2 separate regions of the Homo sapiens genome follow, and region 2 is linked to region 1. The links are chromatin loops, found by intact Hi-C in ENCODE. Cell type or tissue: heart left ventricle. All regions are shown on one strand.

What was found. Peaks named below come from ENCODE experiments on the same cell type or tissue, not always from the same donor. Only the 100,000 strongest peaks of a DNase experiment are listed, where the experiment ranks them.
Region 2: it touches region 1 in a loop (2.1-fold over the local background); 2 of 110 quality-filtered maps call a loop at or near these places.

The regions. Positions count from the first base shown.
Region 1 is chr6:141,150,854-141,158,853 of GRCh38, forward strand. No RefSeq gene overlaps it. Among named protein-coding and RNA genes, the nearest start is that of MIR4465, 470 kb to the left of the region's middle. RefSeq lists enhancers at 2,635-3,248, 2,776-2,935. In heart left ventricle, no CTCF peak of the experiment used is centred here; no DNase peak of the experiment used is centred here; H3K27ac peaks cover 752 bases.
Region 2 is chr6:140,975,804-140,983,803 of GRCh38, forward strand. No RefSeq gene overlaps it. Among named protein-coding and RNA genes, the nearest start is that of MIR4465, 300 kb to the left of the region's middle. RefSeq lists a silencer at 3,949-4,243. In heart left ventricle, a CTCF peak has its summit at 4,988; no DNase peak of the experiment used is centred here; H3K27ac peaks cover 1,999 bases.

The DNA.
Region 1 (8,000 bases):
TGCCATAAGTTAAGAGTACTCCCAGATAATCTCCAAATTTTAGAGGAACCAGGCAGAGAAAAATAAACATGCTCCAAATTTTGTTCATAGGAGTATACCTTACTGAAGTATTAAAGGCCATAAATAGTTTAAATAAGTTTCCTTGACTCTGAAAACCAAAACAAGGATTAGCAATATTCCAAGAAAAAGTAAAAAAGTTTGCTTTAACTTTCTGATTGCAGTCCATTTAGTTAACTCTTGTTTTGCTTCATATTTGTGAACATGTTAGTGCTTTATGAGTCCCGTACATTCCTTCTCTAGTCCAATGTTACAATCTTCAAAGCTATTAAAAGCCTGGGCAAGAAGGCCATGAGAATCACCATGTTGGGTGGACCCAGTTTCTAATGGCCTGAATTTGCGTATCAAAGATTGCCAGCCTGGCTCTAAGAGCCAGGGCTTTACAAGACACTTTTCCGGAGATGCTTTAAAAAATAAAAAACTTCCCAAGGACACCTTTTTCTATCTGCCTAAAATAATCTCTTATAACTCCTACAACAATAATATTTATATGTGACTTTATATAGATGTAAACATTCAGAGTAAATAAATTGCATGGAATCAAAACAGCTAAAAGTAGACCAAACACATTAATTATAATTGGGATATAGTAACCTCTGACTTCAGATGCTCTACTCTCTCTTTAGCTAACAGACCCTCACATAGTGTAAAATTCTTTTAATAAAAAGCTGTTTATGTTTTATACTAGTTGGCATGCAAAATAGCAGGTATAAAATATATATATGAGTTGCTGGGGATCAAGGTTAATTATGGTCTCATTCACTTGTTAATTCTGGTAACTCTTTGAGAAATGTATATAAGAAATAAGTAATAACTGACACTGAATAGACAATTCAGTTTGTGACACATAAATAAGTTGTCACACTGGTAGGGATATACTTAGAAACTACTGAATTCCCAACTCGTGAATCTATATTTTGCACATTGCTAGTGTTGCAGGGATGCTGGGAGCTTATCATGGTCTCAGTGCCCAGGGAATTTTTCTAATGTTGATAGTCTATGTCAGCAATTTTTAAATGGAGGTTGTATTAGTCAGGGTTCTCTGGAGGGACAGGATTAATAGGATATATGTATGGAAATACATATACTATTATCATATATGTACTCCTTTTCATATGTATGTATGAAAGGGGGTTTATTAGAAAGAATTGTCTCACACAATCACAATTCAAGTCCCAAGATAGTCTCTCTCTGCAAGCTGAGAAAGAAGCCAGCAGTGGCTCAGTCTGAGTCCAAAAGCCTCAAAAACAGGGAAGCCAACAGTACAACCTTCAGTCTGTAGCCAAAGGCCCAACAGCCTCTGGCAAACACTGGTGTAGGTCCAAGAGTTCAAAGGGAAAAGATTCTAGAGTATGATGTTTAAGGGCAGGAGGGACAGAAGGAAGCATCCAGCGCAGGAGAAAGATGAAAGCCAGGAGACTTAGCAAGCCAGCTTATCCCAACTTCCTCTGGCTGCTTTGTTCTAGCAGCACTGGCAACCGATTGGATGGTGCCCATCCACATTGAGGGTGGGTCTTCCTCTTCCAGTCCACTGATTCAAATGTCAGTCTCCTCTGAGAACACCCAAACAGACACACCCAGAAACAGCACTTTACCAGCTATCTAGCCATCCTTCAATCCAGTCAAGTTGACACCTAATATTAATCACAATAGAGATCTCTTATAATAATGTGGGAGATTGAGTGTCCCTAGAATATTATTTTTTCTATAACATTTAAGTTTTTTATTTTTTGAGTCTGATAGCATAAACTATTTTGGGGGTAGAGAGGTATCAACCAAAGGCGTTAACTGAAATAAGCACCAAAAATGCTGTACTGGTATTGCTTTCATTTTCTTTAACCATAAAGATCTTAAAATTGTCATAGGAATTAAAAGAACCTCTCCCTCTCTGAAGGTTTGAGCCTTCCGAAATAACCTAACAATAGACAGATTAACAGGAGAAAAGGCATACAAATTTATTGACATGCACGTATCCATGAGAGCCATATGAAATATGTGACTCAAAGAAGAGCCAGATGGTGGAAGTATAAATATCCCATTTATAGGGGAGAGGGTAGTGGGGGCCTATAGATAATTTTAGAGGAGTAGTAAATAATTTTAGGAGAGATAAATGGGCCCGGGAGGGAGACATTATCCTATAAATGATTCTCTTAGGAATTTCAATGAGCCCAGAGACAGACAGTATCTTGTGACAAAGTCCATCCAGATGTGGTTACATTCCTGTCTTCTGGTAATAAAATTTCAGGGAAGGAGTAGAAGGCAATTGTGTTTTCTTTGGCAGATGTGATCTCAAAGCATAAAGGAATATTAAAGTAAAGCCTTTCCTTGTGCTTAGGGAGAAACAGAGGGTTTGAGACAGGGCTGCAGGGAAGGGGGAGGTCAGAGAGATCTTGAGCCTGCTTCTTTATTTCACCACATCAATGGATCATATTCTGGGATATTATTTTCTGATCCTTAAGATTGCAAACACCTAGTTCTAGCATTTCTTCTCCCCACTGCTCCTTATTTTTCTCCTCAATACTTTTCACTATTGACATACTCTAGCCTTTACTAGTGAAATGTTTGTTTTTGTGATTTTTATGATATAATAATAATTATATATTTGCTCTTTGTCCCTGGTTCCTGGCACAGAACTTCTAAAATTGTTGTAACTTCCTGAGTGGTAGGGGTGATTGAAATGTCTTTGTTATTATATCCGCCCCCCCTCCCCCGCCCCCCTACCCTGCAAACACCCCTGTTCCTGAAATAGCTCAGAAGCATAAAGATGAAAGGAGTATCTTTTGTTATTCATAACAAGCCCCTTTCAACTCTACCTGAGTTTATGTTAATGAGGTGACTTTTGGAAAGTACCTAAGAATACAGGCCTGGTTGCCAAGGGAACCAATCCTGTAATTAGAGGTTAGAACATTCAGCCCCATCCCCCAATCTTCAGAAAAAGGAGTGGGGTTAGAGATTGACTTAATCACCAAAGGCCAATGATTAAATCAATCATGCCTTAATAATAAAGCCTCCATAGAAACCCTAAAAATGGGTTTGGAGAGCATCTGGGTTGGTGAACAAGAAGGCTGCACATGCCAGGAGGGTGGCACACTGGAATGGAAGTTCCTGTGCTTGGGACCCTTCTGGATCTCACCCCATGTATATTTTCTTCTGACTGTTCATTTGTATCCTTTAAAATAGCATTTGTAGGCTGGCTGTGGTGGTTCACACCTGTAATTCCAGCACTTTGGGAGGCCAAGGCAGACGGATCACTTGAGGTCAGGAGTTCAAGACGAGCCTGACCAATATGATGAAACCCCCTCTCTACCAAAAATAGAAAAATTAGCTGGGTGTGGTGGCATGCACCTGTAATCCCAGCTACTCAGGAGGCTGAGACAGGAGAATTGCTTGAACCTGGGAGGCGGAGGTTGCAGTGAGCCGAGATCACGCCATTGCGCTCCAGCCTGGACAATAAGAGCAAAACTCCATCTCAAAAAAAAAAAATTTCTAATTGGTAAATAGTAAGTAAACTGTTTTCCTGGATTCTGTGGGCTGTCCCAGCAAATTGTTGAACATGAGAAGGGAGTCCCATGAAACTCTGACTTGTAGCCAAGTTGGAAAGAAGTTGTGAGTAACTAAGGGATCTTCTATTTGCAACTGGCATCTGAAGTAAGGAATATTTTGTGAGACTGAATCCTTAATCTGTATGGCCTGTTCTAATTCCAGGTGGTCAGGGTCAGAATAGAGTTAAATTGTAGGACACCCAGTCGGTGTTTGCTGATAATTAAGTAATTGGTTGGTGTGGAAAAAAAAACAAAAACAAAAACACTGTTGTTTAGAACTAGAATGAAAACTCCATGAGGACAAGAGTTCTGTCTGTTTTGGTCACTGTTTTGTGCATATAAGAAACTACAAAGCCCACCATTATTCGATTAACTCATCTTTTGCATCACAATTCCTTTTCACCAAGAGAGTGAGCAAGTCTGATTATTCCACCTAGAATCTGATAATTCCACACCTGTGGCATTAGGGGCAGGATTGAATGGAAATGGAATATAGGGTTCCTAAAAGAATGGAGTATTCAACGGAGGAAAATAGAGTCTAGCTCATTATTACTCTGTGAAATAAATTCTCAAGATCTTCATTTTATTAAAAAAGAAGGAAATGATCAGGGAGTTTGAGAAACTTATTCAAGTACCTAAAATAATTATCTGATTGTCAACTGAAGAATGACAAGATTCATATATTTGAAAAGGAGGACTTTATTTTTCATGAAGTGTTGTGGCCTGAAGAGTGGCCATTCTGGCAGACTGAGAAGAGTAGCCTATGGTCAGAAGCCAGAAACAGACACTTTGAGACAGGGACAGAGGGAAGAGGAACTTATGCTGAGCAAGGGGACCAAATATATGTATTTAATAAGCTATATGAGGAGTAATGAATATTTATGAAAGGAGAAACATACGCATGTGCAATTGAGCTTCATGATTCTCTATGGGATCCATGTTCAGAACATAGAGATGTTAGCATGATCCAAGGGTGGAGTTTCTGGCCCTCTCATGTCAAAAGGTGAAGCAGAGGACGGGAAAACCATTACTGATCATCCTCTGTAGACCGGCCAGACCCACTCCATAGTGGATGGTCTCCTACCAGGAAGAGATGCTGATGGGTTGTTTTGTTGGAACTGCAAAAGGAAGGGGCAGCAGTCAGGCCGTTGGTTATACCAACGGTGGAGTCTTCCGAAAGGGCTGGTTTCTGATTAGCCCTTATCGAAGAAAACCTAATGGTGGTTATCGATGGAGAGGCTATAACAAGGTGTATCTGACCTCCCATGTTGTCATGGCTGAGAACTCAGTTTTCAAGGTTGCCTGGCCAAGAAAGGGTCCATTCAGTAGGTTGTGGGACTTAGAATTTTGTTTGTATTTCTCAGATAGAAAATGAACATAACCCCAAGACTTCAGATTCAGTGATTTTTTTTCACAACTGCAACAACAGACTAGATAGAAGTTCTCTAAAGAACATTTCACTTCTTTTAAGATCATGCATGCTGCCATACATGGCCCAGGAATAAACTACACCATTCACTGAGGATAGGTCCAAGGGAAATGGCTAGAATTCTTACTATAAAATTCCAGATTGGGAGAAGAAGCAATATCACGTGGATCAGGCTTCTTGGAAAAGTGAAAAGATTCAATTTATAAAGAAAGTAGCAGTAAATTAGACTAAAATAAATGCATTGGGTATTTTGTCTTCAAGAGATGTTTTTCAAATTTAAATTTTGGAAATCTAGAGAAAGGGCCAGGTGCAAATGGCTCATGCTTGTAATCCCAGCTCTTTGTGGGGCCAAGGCAGGCAGATCACTTGAGGTCAAGAGTTTGAGACCAGCCTAACCAACATGGTGAAACCCTGTCCCTAATAAAACTACAGAAAACATTAGCTAGGTATGGTGGTGCATGCCTGTAATTCCAGCTACTTGGGAAGCTGAGACAGAAGAATCACTTGAACCTGGGAGGTGGAGATTGCAGTGAGCCGAAATGTCACCACTGCACTCCAGCTTGGGAGACAGAGCAAGATAAACAAAAAGAAAAGAAATCTAGTAAAAGGTTTCTCTCTCTTTCTTTCTCTCATCCTCACATCTCTCTCGCACGTGTGAGAGAGGCAAGACATGGTCTCAAAAATATGTAAATATAAACATATGTGTGTGTATGTGTGTGTGTATATAGATAGATAGATAGTTTTTTTAATGGTTTTTTTTTTTTTTTGAGACCGTGTCTTGCCTTGTCACCCAGGCCAGGCTGGAGTGCAGTGATACAATCATGGCTCACTGCAGCCTTGACCTCTCAGGCTTAAGAGATCCTTCTGCCTCAGCCTCCTGAGAAGCTGGGACTACAGGTACATGCCACCATGCCTGGCTAATTTTTAAAATTTTTTGCAGAGATAAGGTCTCACTATTTTGCTCAGGCTGGTCTTGAACTCCTGAGCTCAAGCAATTCATCTGCCTTGAACTTCCCCAAATGTTGGGATTACAGGCGTGAGCCACTGCACCCAGCCTATTTCAATATTTTGAATACATTTCAGAGTTATTTATTTAAATTTACATACACATGCATTAGTCAGGGTTCTCTAGAGAAATAGAACTAATGCTATATACAATATAATATTTTAAATGTATTATATATTATAATATATATAAGAGAAGACTTATAGGAATCGGCTGATACAACTGTGGAGGCTGAGAAGCCATAATCTGCTGTCTGTTTGCTGGAGAACTAGGAAAACCAGTGGTGTAATTCAGTCTGAATCCTAAGGCCTGAGGACAGAGGTCCCAATGGTGTAAGTCCCAGTCCAAATCAGAAGCCCTGAGAACCACTGAGGTTGGAGGGACAATGGCGTAAATCCAGGAACAAGCCTGAAATCCCCCAAACAAGAAGTGCCAATGTCTGAGTGCAGAAGATGTATATCCTCACTGAAAAATATAGAGCAAATTTTGCCTTTTCTCTGCTTTTATCTTCTATTCAGTCTCTCAGCATGTTGGATAATGCCCACGCATATTGGTGAGGACCATCTTCTTCACTCAGCCTACAGATTCAAATGCTATTTTCTTCTGGAAACATCCTCACACACAGACATACTAAAAAATAATGTTTCACCAACTCTATGGCATCCCTTAGTCCTGTAAGTTGACACATAAAATTGACGACCTTAACATATTATGTGAGGACATAAATCAATTTAAAAAATAATGCTAAAAAATGAGATAATATGTGAAAAACTTATTAGACCTGGATTATTTGACTATATAACAAACAAAAATATTAAATATACATTATATAATGTGAATCTTTTGGAAAAATATTTAATGTTTTTAATGATCACAGCATTGACATTTAGCATTTATGGCATCACTCTTATTTTGTCCTATTTAACCTGTTGGATATTATTTTTAACACTCTACAGTTCTGACCACAAGCATTAAAACTTTGTCAGAGGCTGTTAATAATCATTCATCTTTGATGAACAATTGATGAGATGAAATAAACAAAAATTAGGGAGAGCTGCATTTATTTGGATGGAGAAAAAAAACCATTTAAAAAATCTGAATTATTAAACAGTTTTATCTTTTTGCTTGCTGGCATAATCCTACATCATCTCCATTTGAGGTAATATTCTAGTTGATGAATGAAGGTTCTTGCCTATTGAAATAATGAGTATCTGAAACATTCAAGTCATTAGGAGTTGTCCTGAAGGCTGTCTGCCCCCATGGTCCTAAGACCACTCATTTATAACCTGCCAAAAAGTGGATGAATTTTGAGGATTTTAATCTAAGACTCAGAATATACAATAGGAAGGCAGACTTCTTCCTCGTCAGTTTGTACACCCTGTGCCTATACATTAATTTCTATATAATTTAAGATTTCCAGGGTTTCAGTAGACAGTGTTAATGGTGTGTTGCTTCATTAGTGAGAAGATTCAAGGATCTCAAGTGCAAGAAGATATTTAATAATGGATATCACTAAATATCTACTTACATGCAAAAATACACTCCCTAATTGCATGGGATTACAGGGGATTATTAAGCCATCTTTTATATATCAATATTGGTGAACTATGCTTTTTATGTAGAAAATTGCTCCATGTACTCCATTATTTATAAGCCATGAGTATTAAAATGGTCCTTAAACTACATCAGATGAACAAAATTTAGAAATGTATCTCATGACTTATTTTGGAGAATTTAATCCTCAACATTAAAGTTAAAGAAATCTGCCTGCTTTTGAGAATCAAAAAATCCTGAATATCTTTCAATGTGTACTTTATATAATTACTCAAAACTGAACAACAACAACAACAACAAAATAACAACTAAGACTGAGCCACTGTTAGCTTTAGCTAGTGTTTATATTACCATCTTTTCTATTTGTTCTCTCTAGAACTGAAGAACTCTTTTTGCATGGTAACTTTGAACT
Region 2 (8,000 bases), 180 kb before region 1:
AGATCTCAGCTCACTGCAACCTCTGCCTCCCAGGTTCACGTGATTCTCCTGCCTCAGCCTCCTGAGTAGCTGGGATTACAGGTGCCTGCCACCACACCTGGCTAATTTTTGTATTTTTGGTAGAGATGGGGTTTCACCATTTTGGACAGGCTGGTCTCGAACTCCTGACCTCGTGATCCACCCTCCTCAGCCTCCTAAAGTGCTAGGACTACAGGCATAAGCCACAGCACCTGGCTGAAAGTTTTGACTTTTGAAAATTAGACCATGTTGAAATCTTTTTTACTCGTATCTCCTATATTTCATCATTCCTGTATCTCAAGTGTGGACACGGCATTGCCCATGCTAAAATAATAAACTCTTTTTAAAGTAAAGGTTTTCTTTAACTTTCCTCTTGAATTTTTGTAAGTCAGTTTATGATAGTCCCTATCTAAAACAAAAAATTTCTATTTCCATTAAAGTCATTGGTTCTAGAAATGATTGCGGGGCTTTATCCTTATGATTTCTAATCTCTGTGTTCCTATACATAGGGTTAATATTTTTTTCTGTTTTATTTGTCTTGCTTGAGATTTAATTAGCATACTTGTTCTATTTCTCCCACTATCTGTTAAACTGTTTTGCTAGTTTTGTATTCATAATTTCCTCATGACATCCCTTCTCTGATATCTTATCACTAGCTCTGACTTTACAAGATGATTCCTCCTTGATTTATCTCTATCTGATTTTATTTTGTATTTGTTGGAAAGTTCCCCAAGATATAGACAGTCATTTACAATATTTATATAAATATTTTGTTTGTTCCTTATGACACAATTTCATCTATGCAATGAATATTCTTGAGCACTATCCCTCATTCTGGTGTTCCAAATAATGGTAGGTGCTTGTGATACAAAAATTGAAAATATGCTCCAGGATTGTTCTCCAAAAGAAAGTGAAAACATGTGATGAGTGTTATTTTAGGGGTTTTAGCAAGAAATGCATGTGCAACAAAGAAGGAACACTCTACTGTGTCTTTCAGCATAAAATTTAGTAAGGTATTTACAGACAATGCCAGAAAAATAGAGGAATAATATTTCATGAGATGAGGATATTACGAACAAAAATGCAGATGTGTGAGAGATAAAATTTTGGCATTTATTCCACATTTATAATAGGTGAAGCTCTGGTCATGGAAGACATTGTCCAGACTGAGGTTAGCGTAGAAAGAACAGTGAAGCCTGAGGCAGTGATCTCTGAAATAGAAAGAGAATCATGATAGTCAGATACAAGAGAATTTTCTGAGAGATGACAGGAAAACAGAACCCAATGGATCAGTGAGGTGAAGAAGTAAAGGGCTAAAGTACGTTTATTGAACCTGACAATTCTGAGGTTATTTATGTGATCATCAGGATGATTTTTAGTGGAGCAGAGGGAGCATAAGCCAGATTACTGGGATTAGGAAGTAAAAAAAGTAGAGGCAGAGATCTTTCAAGAGGCTTAGATTTGATAGAGTAAAGAAATTGGGAGAGTGCTATAGGGGAATAAAAAATCAAGAGAGAGAAATTGTTGATATTAGCCATACTTGAACATGTTTCTGGATGGAAGAAAATTTGCCGGAAAGGTGAGTGTTTGAATATTACAACTGCTGCTGCTACTAGTAATATTATAAGAATTACAAGAGAATCCGCAATTCCATTTGAGAGGACATTAAGCAAAGACATGAGAGGGTGGAGCATTTTCTTAAATCAAGTAAACTAGCATTTGCTAACATATTGCATATGTGCATGTTTATAGGAAACTTCTGGAACAATGTCTAAACCCAAACAATGACGAATAGTAGAACATCCAGACATCATAATTGGCAAAAGAGGAAGTGTCTTGGCAAGCAAACCCTACTTGCAATGTCAATTATTATTTATTCCAACAATTTCAGACACTGAAATTTTGTTTCAGAAATCAGGGCCCTCCTAATCCTGCATTGCTTTAGCCACCTAACTTCCAGTGAATAACTTTCTTTTGTAATCAAGCCAATTTATTTATTTCAACTATTTCCTTCTGCATCCCTACATTATTATTTTTTATTCTTCATCCTTATATCTTTATCTTTGCTTCTCATATTCTTCCTTCACTCTTTCTTGAAATCCCTCTCTTCTTTTGCCAGCAAGTTCTGCAGTATTTCTAAATAAATTCAACTCTATTGTAGTAAGTGATTAGAAATGTGTTACATGTAGTCACCCTTCCTAATTGTCTTGTTTTCAATTTGTGGATGGAAGAGTATTTGTCCTTTGAGCAGCGAGAGAATCTTAAGCCTCTTTTTTTTGCAGGACTTGAAAAAGTACATAGCTGAAAGCTAGAGATATACTCCTCATTTAATAAGCTGCTTTTTAATTGAAAACACAATACTGATATTATATAAATGGTCATCACCTATTTTGCCTGCTATTAAAGTGAAGTATTTCTTGTTTTCTCCTTATTATATAGCTCACTCCCAGATTTTCATCATCTTCACTCGAATGATATCTTTTCAGTGTCATTTCCCTTGACCACTTTATATGTAATCACAACATCTACACACATATTGCTACGCTCCTATCCCCTCCAAATTTTCTTCCTAAAGTATAAAATCATTTATTTATTTATTTTTTATATTCTATATCCTGAATTATACTCTCAATTACATGAATGCCAAGATTTTAATTGGTTTTATTTAGTGATGTATCTTCAAACACCCAGAATGAAGCCTAACATGTAAAAGAAATTCAATAAATATAAACATACCCAGAAATTTATAATTAATCTTATTACCAACTTTTCCTTCTTCCTTTGCATCTCTACATTCTCTTTTTCTTATTTTTGTCCTCTAAATTCAATATTTTCACAAGTGGCCTGCATTAGTCCATTCTCATGCTGCTACTAAAGACATACCCAAGACTGGATAATTTATAAAGGAAAGAGGTTTCATTGACTCACAATTCAGCATGGTGGGGAGGCCTCAGGAAACTTAGAGTCATGACAGAAGGGGAAGAAAACAGGTCCTTCCTCACATGGCAGCTGCAAGACGTGCCAAGCAAAAGAGGGGAAAGCCCTTTATAAAACCATCAGATCTCATGAGAACTCACTCATTGTCATGACAACAGCATGAGGGTAACCGCCTCCATGATTAAATTACCTCCCACTGGGTCCCTCCCATGACACATGGGGATTATGGGAGCTACAATTCAAGATGAGACTTGGGTAGGGAAGCAGCTAAACCATGTGATGACCAAACTACCACCTCAGTTTAGTATATTTATATAAAATGCTATTGTTCTTAAGTATCTCACCAATGCCCGAAAAGATATTTGTGAAGCCCTATTAATTCAAACAAGTAGTATAAGAGAAGTTTAAACTAGAAATAAACTGGAAACACACTTTTTGGAAACTCTTCTCTTAATGAGCCTTGAAGTAAGTTAGGAAACAGCCTTAATTCCTTAGAGCCACTCTGGTTCCATTTAATGTATTACAAGTTCAGTGGTTAAATAGTACCTTAGTGGAGGGAAGCTGAAACAACTTTTTTATCCTAATGGCAAGGGCTAATTTAATTTTTCTTTCTTTAAAGCTGAGAACAAAGTAGGTCAGAGTGATGAATTAAAGCCAAACATAGTACCTTGGCTTGGCATAAAGGGAAAGTTCTGGTCCAGAATTATACAGAATCTGTACTTGTAGTGCTAAATTTGTGACTATGTAGAGTTAGTGACAAGACTTGTGGGAAAGGAGAAATAAAAAGAAATAAGCAATGAGTCCCTTAGAAAATCTAATCAGAAAAAAAATATGATTTTTCTAGAGTTTATAAATTAGGAATTCTTCGATGCCTAAAAGTCACACATTCTTCATTCACTGAGCATGCTACAAGTTATCATGAGCTCATGCCCTGTCTAGAGCTTGCACAGATATGCACCAAGCTTGTCATAATGGAGAAGTATCTTTGACTTGCATTAACCTCAACGGATCTTGATTCATTGTCCAAGCAAACTGATAGTGTAGCATTCTGAATTGATGTCTAAAATAGATGCTGGCACACTACCGTGACTAGCTCTGTCTTTTGTTTGACTGGTTTCAGACAGATTCCAATAGGTTGTCAAGGAATAGACACGGCGAGCCTTGAGACCTGGTTCTGCCAAGGAACAGGAAACCAGAACTCATGGGAGGCTGACCTTGAATTCCCCCACTTGAGCAATAAACACTCAGGAATGTGTTGAGATTGTTTTGTACCAGTGATTTCACTTGGTGAGCAGGCAGGCACATAGCCAGTTGCAGAAAAATCCAGCATAATGAAAAAGAACCAGGAGAGTATGAAAACTCTCTAAGCTTGGTAAATATTATTTCTCAGATCTGGTGGAAACTTATTCTAAGAAGGCATTATCTGGAGCTGTGTACCTCCTTGAGGGCTTTGGGAATTTGGTAGGCTCCCATGATTGGGAGTATGCCACAATGTTTCTTCTTGTAGCTGTCTCGGTTGACGGAGGTTTCTATATCTTCTGTCACTAAATAAAATTTAAACAAATTATTTCACCCTGCGAGTTGACATCTCTGCATCAGTCAGTTCCTACCTTATTGTAACAGGCCCTTGTACTCAAGATCACACAGCAAATTAAAGGTGAAGTCAAATATATAGGTGCAATTTAGTTTTATTAAACTCCAAACTACTTGTCTGCACTACATTCCTTCCTATTCCTGTCATCTTCTCTGAATCCCAAAACAAACAAATCATTAAAAACAAAACTAAGTTAAACTAAAATTTAAATAATTGTAACTTAAAAAGGAAGCACACAAGCTATTTAATATTTTTTAGACTTATCTTTTGACGCATAAACACCAGCCAAGGCTAAATAAATGGAAGACCTATTAAAACTTAGCCTGTTTCTGCTCATGGGAGGATTGAAGCATGAGCATCCATAGATCTCTTGAGCTCCTACTGCAGCTCCCTCTGTCCTCTCATCTTTGTAACTGCTTTTAGCAGTGAAATGTCACGAAATCCCTTCTTCGACAATGATGCAATTAAATTTAATTGATAAAAGTAAGATAAATAAAAAAGCCACACTGTTTGGAAATTTAACACCTCATTTTATAACATCTATTAAGATATAATTCTTGCAGCATAAAACTTGGCCTTTAAAATGTATTAAAAACTAAATTTTAAATAATGAATATATCTCAAAGAGATCACAAGCATAAGTAAAGCATATTTTAAACTGAATGATAATAAAATTGCAACATTTAAAAACTGGGGCAATACTGATGAAATATTTAGAGAAAAATTTATAATCTTAAAGACTTTTAGTAGAGAGAAAGAAATGTTTACTATCAGCTATCAAGTTTTCACCTTAAGAAGCTAGAGGAAAAAAAGCAAATTAAACTCACATAAGCATAAAAGTACAAATAATGAATCTAAGAGCAGAAATCAATGACATAGGTCAGAAAAACAATAGTCTAAGTGAACAAAGCTAAAAGTTATTTTAATGAAAAGATTAATAAAATAGAAAAGTGCCTTGATACACTGATTTGGAAAAAAGAGAGACAGAATACAAATTAACAATATCATAAATAAAAGATTTACTACAAAACATATTATAGGTATTAATAAACACAAGATTTTTTTTAACATGTCAACAAATCATGTCAACAAAATCAACAATTATGATGTTGTATGAACTCCCCAAAAAACACAACTTACTGGAACTGACACAAGAAGAAATTTTTGAAGAAAACTATATAACTGTATATCTGTTAAAGAAATGACTTTACTATAAGTCATTATAAAATGTCCCACAAAAAATTCTAAGCCCTGGTGGTTTTCCTGGTAAATTCTATCAAACATTAGGAAAACTAATATCAATCATACACAAACACTTCCAGAAAGCAGATGATAGAATAAACTTCAAAATTTATTTTATGTGGTCTGCATCATTCTGATACAAAACAAAAAAGAAGCATTACAATAAAGGTACAGAACAATAATTATTATGGATACAAATGCAGAAACTTTTCATAACATATCAGCAAATTGAATTCATCAATATATAAAAAGAAGATAAAATAAAGTAAGAGGATCAGGTAGTATAATTCATTGCATGACTGGAATGACGGAGAACAAAAACATACAATCTTTTTAATAGGTGCAGAAAATTCACTTGGCAAAGTTCAACATTTCCTAATGAAAAGTACAAATAAAAGAGTACTCCCTGAATTCGATAAAGGGCATCTATAAAAAACAAAACAAAACAAAACAAAACAAAAAACTAATGCTAACATCTTACTTAATGGTAAAGTATGGTATGGTTTCCTTCAAAGATTGGGAGGAAGGCAAGTATAGTCACTCAACTTTTATTCAACAGGGTACTGGAAGTTCTAGCCCACGCTATAGGGCAAGGGGAAGAAATTAAGAGACTGAAAAGACAAAAACAAACTGTCTTTTTCACAGCTGATATATCATATGTGATACCTAGAAACTCATAAGGAATCTTCATAAAACTACTAGAACTAATAAATAAATTACTCAGAATTATTGGATACCAGGTAATGTCCTCATCCCTACATGTAAGAATTGACTCTTCCCTTGGGGTGCCATAACTCTCATCATGGTCTCTGTGACATTCCATACCCTTTTTTCCCATATGTCTTTCCTCTTCTATGAACTCTTTGAAGGGAGCATCTATGTTTTATTAGGCTTTGCTTTTCTTGGACTTGGCATAATTTCTCCCTCAGGGAGACACTTAATAAATGTTTATTTTAAGAACAAATAGGTAAGTTAATCTGCCACTTAACTGTGCCTGATGCCTTTGCAAGTAATTTTTACAATTACACTTTGAGTAGAGTTAAAAACAAAAAATGTCAACAAATGTAGTATAAACATCTGATTGTCATTATTAATAATTCATGAATTAGGCATCTTCCCACCTAAATAAAATGTGGTCTGTTGGGCATGTCAGAAAAGTTGGTTTTTGAAGGTAGGTTGAGGAGGAACAAGGAAACAGAATAATACCAAAAAAATGGATTAGTTAACATTAGCTTGCTTCAGTGACTTTCCTCGCAAGGGATAAAGCAGAGGGGACTTCCTTTTCATGTTGGTTCAGGTTGAGTAGGCCCTTTCTGATTGGTTGTTGGGAATCACCTGATTTTAGGAAAAAAAAAAAAAAAAAGGTCTTTTTGGGGATTTTCCTGCTTTCTTTCTTTCTTTCTTTTTTTAATACTTTAAGTCCTGGGATACATGTGCAGAACATGCATGTTTGTTACGTAGGTATACATGTGCCATGGTAAAGTTATAGTTTGATTGCATGGCACTTAGCTTAAGAAACTTGATTTTGATTTGGTCTACTGATGCCTAGCATAGTAGCTCAGTTCACAACAATGACTTCTTATAATTTTATTGAACAGTTTGTGTTATTACCTCAATTTTTTGAAGAAGATCTTGAAGCTAAAAATGGATTTTCAACTAAAAGTTCATCAATTAGCTTGGAATTAACAAAATGAAAGCTTCCTGATTTAAGGGTATTTCTCTTTCTGCTATAAGTTGTTGCCTAAATCAATAGATTGCTCTGTTGTCTTTTATATTATAAGCTGCTGCCTAAATCAATAGATTGCCTTGTTGTACTTTTGAAATTAGTTTACATCTGTTTTTAATTATGAAATAAATTTTCTCTGAAAAAAAAAGGAGGAAACCTTAGTAATGAATAGGCAGCTTCTCCATCAGCAGACCCAGCTTTGTTTCTTGCTAGGCTCGCTATTCCTTATAGGTCATCATGTCCACAAATAACCTGATAAGTTTTTCTATTCTCCACATACCTGGGAACATACCTTGAGATTTCACTACAAATATTTGTTTTAAATTGTCCACTAACCTCCTTAAAGCTCATTATTTTTAATACAATTCTAATACAAGCTTTAAACTCCGTAATATTTTTGCCAATTTTCTTATTTTATTACTGATATAGGAAGAGATCCCTTTTATACCTTATTTGAGTATTTGTTTTATTTAAAGGCAACAG